Linked DNA regions of Homo sapiens: region 2 is linked to region 1. The links are chromatin contacts, found by Hi-C or POLR2A ChIA-PET in ENCODE. All regions are on one chromosome and are shown on one strand. The core of a region is the stretch at or near the end of the contact, and the rest is flanking DNA. Distances in the headings are between cores, read along the strand shown.

Region 1 (3,900 bases), core at 823-3,322:
ACAATTGGACAGCCTTGGAGGGGCCAGAGCTGCTTTGCATGACAGAGGAGTCCCAGCCAGGCTTGCAGGGACTGCCATGAACCCAATAGGGAGGTGGCACAGTGCCAGGCCTCAGGATCAGTTGCATCCGGGTGTTCAGTTCAGTCTCACATTCCCAACAGGGAGAAGGTTGTGGCAATGGGCTTGGGATGCAGTTCCATTTAAGGCAGTATTTCTTCGGATGCCCTAATAAAGCACTGCCAGGCAGCTTCAAGTGACATATGCCCACTGAGCAAGAGAGGACAGCCTTTCACAATTGTACCAAGCCTGGCTTATTACTTCGTAGGCACATTGCCCAGCATGTTTGGCTGGTGAGCCCAGGGCCACTGCAGGGCTGTGCGAAAAGCACCAGGCTAGCATGGACAGTCTTCAGTCTGGTTCTTACCCTGCCTCTGTGATCCTAGGCAAGTTACTTTCCTTTGCTAGACCTTAGTTCATTCTCTTGGGTAATGAAGTGGTGGTGGGATGTCAGAGGCTAGAGAGCTAAATAGCAGGGAGAATGCAGTAGCCAAGAAGAGGTCCCATCTGAGAAGGCATGCCCAGGGGCCAAGAGCAGGGTGTGAGTGAGCCTGTGTCAGCTTGGACCAGAGGCCGTGAGGCCTGGCAAGGCTGCAACCACCCTGACTCATCCTCACCCCCAGGTCCTCTGGACTATGTGGCTTCTGAGCTCCAGAAATTGGATTCTTTCATCCCAAAACAAAAATTCTGATCAATTGGCAAGTTGAACTTGCTGATTTGTGCCAAGAACCATACCATAGATACCCCAGCCGGGTGCGGTGGTTCACGCCTATAACCCCAGCACTTTGGGAGGGCAAGACGGGCGGATCATTTGTGATCAGGAGTTTGAGACCAGTCTGGCCAACATGGAAACCCTTTCTCTACTAAAAATACAAAAAATTAGCCGGGCATGGTTGCGCATGCCTGTAATCTCAGCTACTTGGGAGGCTGAGGCAGGAGAATCGCTTAAACCCGGGAGGTAGAGGTTGCAGTGAGCCGAGATTGCACCACTGCACTCCAGCCTGGGTGACAGAGACTCCGACTCAAAAAATAAAAATAAAAAAGAAATGAGCTCCTCTGTGGATCTGCCTCCATGTCTTCTCCATAGACTTCTTAGCCCTACTTGACAGCCTACACAAAGAGCAGGTGCCAGGGATGGTTTTTTAAAGGGGAGAGAATAAAGGTTGCACTACATTAGTGGTTCTGACAACCTTTGTAGAGACGGGGAGTATTTTAAGTCTCCTATGAAAGGCCTAGCCCCTTTCCCTATAAATATACACAGATTAAGATTTTTGTGGCTGGGCACGGTGGCTCATGCCTATAATCCCAGCATTTTGGGAGGCAGAGGCAGGCGGACTCCTTAAGCTCTGGGGTTTGAGACCAGCCTGGGGACCATGGTGAAACCCCATCTCTACCAAAAATACAAAACTTAGCTGGGCATGGTGGCACAAACCTGTAGTCCCAGCTACTCAGGAGGCTGAAGTGGGAGGATGGCTTGAGCCCGGGAGGTGGAGATTGCAGTGAGCCGAGATCGCGCCACTGCACTCCAGCCTGGGTGACAGAGTGAGATCCCATTTCAAAAAAAAAAAAAGATTTTTGCATCTGCTTTCAGAGGGTTCAGGTACCCCTCACAACCAGTTCATTAACAGAACTGTAAATTTAAAATTGCCAGACTACATTATTGCTAATGTTCCAGGGTCTGAAGCTGTGAGTACTCTGTCATCTGGGGGGCACTAAACAGGTGGATGGTGGGCAGAAAGGACCCTGCAGAGGGAAGAATCACCCAACCTGATACTCCAAAGTGGAGGCCGAGCTGCAGCTTTTCTCCCCTGCAATTCAACTCCTGCCATGCCATGCCCAGCAATCTCCCTGCTATCTCTGTTGGTTAGCTGAGGACCAGACTGGAGGAAGTATTGTGAATGAAGGGGTTAGTTCAGGTCAGGCAGACAACACAAGGCAAACTATGGGGTTTGTTACCAGCCCCACCCTTGAGGCATCCTGCTGACAGCAGTCAGGAGTTCCCCTCCACGCCTGGGTGGCCACCTCTCTTCCCTACCTCTGTGATGTTTCCCCCTGCAGTGGGTCAGACTTAAAGAGGCCTGCAGGGCCAGATAGTGGTCTTCCATAGCATTCCACTTGAGGGGGTCCGGAGGACAGAAGGTAGCATAGTGGGGCTCTCACCTGCCCCCCACTCCCCAGCTCAGGTACCCTGGCCTGGAGGCTCTTTTTTTTTTTTTTTTTTGAGACGGAGTCTCGCTCTGCTGCCCAGGCCGGAGTGCAATGGCACAGTCTCGACTCACTGCAAACTCCGCCTCCCGGGTTCACACCATTTTCCTGCCTCAGCCTCTTGAGTAGCTGGGACTACAGGCATCCGCCACCACGCCCGGCTAATTTTTTGCATTTTCAGTAGAGACGGGGTTTCACTGTGTTAGCCAGGATGGTCTCGATCTCCTGACCTCGTGATCCACCCGCCTCGGCCTCCCAAAGTGCTGGGATTACAGGCGTGAGCCACTGCGCCCAGTCTGGAGGCTCTTTTGGGAAGGAACCAACAGTGCTGGCCTTCGCCAGAAGCAAATGCAGGAAAAACGTGGTGTGGATGCCTTATACCAGTCAATCTTAACAAGAGCTGGGCTACCTCGTCCACTGGCTAGAGCTTGCAAGGAGTCTCTGGGCTTGTAAGTATAGCAGAGGATGGACATCCTATGAATTCAGCAAGGTTTGGCTGCAGCACAGGCAACCTTCTGTCTCCTGGAGCCCATGACCAGGCTGGAACCCACCTATGCCTTCACCCTTAGGTGTGCCTGGCTCTAACCAGGTTCCGGAATGACAGGACCACAGGATGGTGCAAGACTTGTCTTGGAAAAAAACACCTGAGACGCTTAATTAGAACAATTCTTTTATTTGAAAACTGCTGGTATGAATTTCCTCCTTCCCTCAATTAGGCCAGAAACTCATCATGGGGCATGCACAGCATCTACAGGAGGAAGCCCCAGCTTGTGGGGGCTAGGATGGAGCAGCCGTGAGAGACACCTAGCCAAATGTCCGTTTTTCCATCATAAACAATGGAGCGGGGGTCAGGGGGAGAAGAGAGTGGGTAAGTGAATGGCCAGAAACTCCAGAGGGGGCCTCACACCCACCTGTGAGGTACCTCCTTGCCCTACCCCCACTGAGGCCTCAGGCCCCTTGCTTGGGTCATGCTGCCCCCTGTCGGCTGCTGCCCCTGCCTCTTCCTCTGAGTTCTAACAACACAGACACTGGTGCCTGAAAGCCCTGCTGCTGCCAGGGAGTCAGAATTCTGGCTGCCTCTACTTGGGAATCTCCTCCCATGTGGGGATCTGCAGAACATCCAGATGGGGCCATCCCACCTCATGATCCATTCACTCCCAGTGGGATACACTGGAATTCAACCCGGAGACTGGAGCCCAACAGATTAAGGCAGAATTCTCCTTGCTCTGGAGGCAGGTCTGCGGGAAGGGGGTGAAGTCTAGCTGCCCCTCATGTCCCATGCCGGTGAGGGTACTTGGCTTCCCACAGCTAAGCCCAGGAGCTTCCTATATCCCATCTGCTGAGACAGCAAGGGGTGCGGCCTGGCCAGGCTCCTGACATGGCTCCACTGACCCCCTGAAAGCCCCTGCAGCTCAGCCTTTAAGCCTCCATTCATCTCGGAGGTCAGATCAGCCATACGCCTTCGGATGAGTGAGACTGCAGGTCACTCTCACCTGTGAAGGTGAGATCCTTGAAGGGAGGGGCTTCTGGCCCATAGCACTTCTGTGCTCCCAACAAGGAGGCCTGTCCCTTTGACACCCTGGCCAAGTACAGCTCCAGGGTCTTGAGCAGCCGCCGTGGGCTCTTCTTGGCCAATAC
Region 2 (3,933 bases), core at 292-2,791, 250 kb before region 1:
GGAAAGGAGTGTGACGGGTATAGGAACCAACACAGAACCGATGTTTTACCACGCCGACATTTCCTTCATCTGAAAGAACAAAGAGAAGTGCCCGAGAGATTGGGCAGTTTGGCATGCACCACCTGGTTAGATTAACTTAAGAACCAACAGGTTTCCTTCTTTAAAGATATTTTGCTTATATACCAGACTATCTAAAAAGCCCTGAGGCCAAGTGTGATGGCTCACGGCTGTAATCTCAACACTTTGGGAACAAAGGTGAGAGGACTGCTTGAGTCCAGGACTTCCAGACCAGCCTGGGCAACACAGTGAGACTCCATCTCTACAAAAAAAAAAAAAAATTGGCCGGGCATGATGGCTCACACCTGTAATCCCAGCACTTTGGGAGGCCGAGGCAGGTAGATCACCTGAGGTCAGGAGTCCAAGACCAACGTGACCAACACGGAGAAACCCCGTCTCTACTAAAAATACAAAATAAGCCGGGCGTGGTGGTGGCGCCTGTAATCCTAGCTACTCGGGAGGCTGAGGCAGGAGAATCACCTGAACTCGGGAGGCGGAGGTTGCGGTGAGCCGAGATAGTGCCATTGCACTCCAGCCTGGGCAACAAGAGTGAAACTCCGTCTCAATAAAATAAATAAATTAATTAATTAATTAAATTAAACAAAAATAAAAATAAAAATTAGCCCGGTGTGGTGGTGTGTATCTATGGTCCCAGTTTCTGGGGAGGTTGAGGTGGGAGGATCACTTCAGCAAGGGAGGTTGAGGTTGCAGTGAACCATAATCACGCCACCACACTCAGCCTGAGTGACAGAGATCTTGTCTCAAAAAGGAAAAAAAATCCATTAAAAAAAGAAAGTGGGCCGAGCACGGTGGCTCATGTCTGTAATCCCAGCACTTTGGGAGGCCAAGGGAGGTGGATCACCTAAGGTCAGGAGTTTGAGACCATCCTGACCAACATGGTAAAACCTCTTCTCTACTAAAAATAGAAAAATTAGCCAGGCATAGTGGCGCATGCCTGTAATCCCAGCTACTTCGGAGGCTGAGGCAGGAGAATGGTTTGAACCTGGGAGGTGGAGGTTGCAGTGAGCTGAGATCATGCCATTGCACTCCAGACTGGTCAACAAGAGCAAAACTCCATCTCAAAAAAGAAAAGCTCTAAGACCATCTAGGAAGCTTAGCTGAGGGCCAGGCACGGTGACTCACGCCTGTAATCCCAGCACTTTGGGAGGCCGAGGCAGGTAGATCACCTGAGGTCAGGAGTTCGAGACCAGCCTGGACCAACATGGTGAAGCCCCGTCACAACTAAAAATACAAAATTAGCTGGGCGTGGTGGCAAGCGCCTGTAATCACAGCCACTCAGGAGGCTAAGGCAGGAGAATCGCTTGAACCCAGGAGGTAGAGGTTGCAGTGAGCTGAGATGGCGCCACTGCAACTCCAGCCTTGGCGACAGAGGGAGACTAAGAAAAACAAAAAGAAAGCTTAGCTGAGCTTTCTGAAAAAACACAGCAGCACCACCTAGTGGCCAGAACACTTAAACCAGCACAGTACATCCAACCACTAACTCCCAAACTGAAAAAGTGCACTAGTATGACAGGGACCAGGCAGAGCTGCCACTAGGCAGGTGCTTTGTTGAACCTCTTCACAGGGCAAGCAGGCTTGTCAGTTCTCTGAGCATCTCTTCATCTCCCCTACGTCCCCTCAAGCAATATGAATCAGTCCAAGACCCAGGCTCAATTAACTCACCAGATCAGGATGGGGAAGCTTTTTAGTGAAGATCCTCATGGACCCCTGGAAAACATCAGTCACAATAGCTGCACAAACAGGAAGCAAGAGACAAATTCCGTGAGGATGGAAAACATGTCTGAAGTATATTTCCAGCTTCTAAATTTCTGAAATAAACCAGCATCTTCCAGCAAAAGACACAGAGCTCTCACTAAACACAGAAGTTTCCTTTTGTACTATATACCACCAGGGTACCTTTATAATTATTTGTGTAAATAATTACTTTATTTCTCTTAAGACAACTTTTTATCCTCCATCACAGGGCCTGGTCCATAAAAGAAAAGGTAAATGTGTTCAAAATGAAGGAATGGTGATACATGAATTACAAAAAAATTCACAAGCAAAACAAGGTACAGCCAAGGAACTTCCCATAACCATAAGCTACTTTCAAAGGGAGACAATGTCCAAACTGTAATGAAGACAAGAGGACAATGACAGACTAAGAGATGGGCCAGAACAGGATCAAAGCAACAAGAGAGAAAGCACAACCAAGTTCTAGAACCCTGCCAAGACGCAAGTTAGAGAGCTCAGAGGGTTAACACAGGCTGAAGACACCTGGTAGAGAGGGCAGGGCCATCCAGTGGGAAAAGCAACAGGCCACAATCCCACATCAAGACACCATCACATCTATAATCCTAGCACTTTGGGCAGATCACCTGAGGTCAGGAGTTTGAGACCAGCCTGGCCAACATGGAGAAATCCCATCTCTACTAAAAATACAAAAATCAGCTGGGCGTGGTAGTGGGTGCCTGTAATCCCAGCTACCCTTGGGAGACTGAGGGAGAAGAACTGCTTGAACCTGGGAGATGGAGGCTACAGTGAGCTGAGACCGTGCCACTGCATAGCCTAGGTGACAGAGCAAGACTCTGTCTCAAAATATATATATAATAAAATATCATTGGGACTATAACCATATTCTAGCAAAAACTATGGAGAGGGGCCTATTCAGAAAGAACATGTAGTTTATCTATAACATAGATACTAGCCTACCCCAGATAAACAGTTAACAAAAGAATGGGAAGTTGCCTCAGCCTCCCAAGTCGCTGGGACTACAGGCACATCCCACCACACCTGAATAACTTTTGTATTTTTGGTAGAGATGGGGTTTCGCCATGTTGGCCAGGCCGGTCTCAAACTCCTGACCTCAGGTAATCCACCCACCTCGGCCTCTCAAAGAGCTGGGATTATAGGCATGAGCCATTGCGACCGACCGCAAAGTTTTTTAAAAGGGAACAAAATAACTCCTTTTTATAAGTAAATGACTTACTCTTCTTTTTCTTCTTTGTGCCCCCCAGAGCTGAGTGCAGAGCATTCAGAAACCAAGACAGAAAGTCAACGCCATCTCCTGGAAAAAAAGGAAGGGTGGAAAACGTTGAAGCTAAGTGGCATTAGAGTTAACTTAAACCATGCACTGGTTGGCATTCCTGGTTCTCCCCCTTCCTCTCTGGCCATGCCATCCCATCCCAACTGCCGTGCATCCTCCTCTATCTTATCATTAAATGCTGGCACTCCTCAAGGTCAAGCTCTCACTCCTCCGATCTTGACTCTCTCCATAGGCTCTCTGATTCATACCAGGACTGTATCGCATCACTCAGTGATGACCAAAACAAATGAATATGACCTTTTAACATCCACTTTTCTCCAGAGTGAGCTCAAACTTCCTTCTTCCCTTCTGCAGCTCATGAAGATTCCTGTCTTTTAGGAAAGTGACTAGCACCCAGACTGAAAAGGCATACAGAACAAGGGGTTCTGAAAGCAGATTGACAATATTCCATGAAAATGCTGTCTACGGAACCTGCCACTCAGACATTTCAGGGATAGTGGCTACTTTTTTTTTTGAGACAGAGTCTCACTCTGTCGCCCAGGCTGGAGTGCAGTGGCATGATCTCAGCTCACTGCAACCTCCGCCTCCTGGGTTCAAGCGATTCTCCCACCTCAGTCTCCTGAGTAGCTGGGATTACAGGTGCCTGCTACCATGCCCAGCTAATTTTTGTATTTTTAGTAGAGACGGGGCTTCACCATGTTGGCCAGGCCGGTCTCGAACTCTTGACCTCAAGTGATCCTCCCGCCTCAGCCTCCCAAAGTACTGGGATTACAGGCATGAGCCACTGCGCCCAGCCAGATAATGACTACTTTCTCTTCAACGAAGATTTG

Evidence for each region. A loop is a pair of places that touch in the nucleus more often than their neighbours do. ChIA-PET counts read pairs that join two places held with the same protein, here RNA polymerase II (POLR2A). Pooled maps may share reads with other maps.
Region 2: a map with no recorded cell type shows a loop between it and region 1 (6-fold over the local background). The contact joins two enhancer-like sites. A Hi-C loop is called at or near these places in 1 of 37 single-sample maps with no recorded cell type and 6 of 50 pooled maps. POLR2A ChIA-PET finds 5 or more read pairs at or near these places in 6 of 52 experiments (GM10248, GM12878, OCI-LY7 and 3 more).

What each region holds. Positions count from the first base shown.
Region 1 is chr2:85,390,768-85,394,667 of GRCh38, reverse strand. It overlaps ELMOD3 (ELMO domain containing 3), which reads right to left. Exons shown (of 14, transcript NM_001135022.2): 14 at 2,920-3,900. The coding sequence ends at 3,706. It also overlaps a transcript of CAPG not described here. Among named protein-coding and RNA genes, the nearest start is that of CAPG, 18 kb to the left of the region's middle. Within about 2 kb of position 2,072, at least 5 of the 41 ENCODE cell types and tissues checked have a DNase peak (open chromatin) inside an H3K27ac peak, as active enhancers do.
Region 2 is chr2:85,635,244-85,639,176 of GRCh38, reverse strand. USP39 (ubiquitin specific peptidase 39) reads right to left here. Exons shown (of 13, transcript NM_006590.4): 7 at 3,047-3,124; 8 at 1,741-1,808. Among named protein-coding and RNA genes, the nearest start is that of USP39, 21 kb to the right of the region's middle. Within about 2 kb of position 1,541, at least 5 of the 41 ENCODE cell types and tissues checked have a DNase peak (open chromatin) inside an H3K27ac peak, as active enhancers do.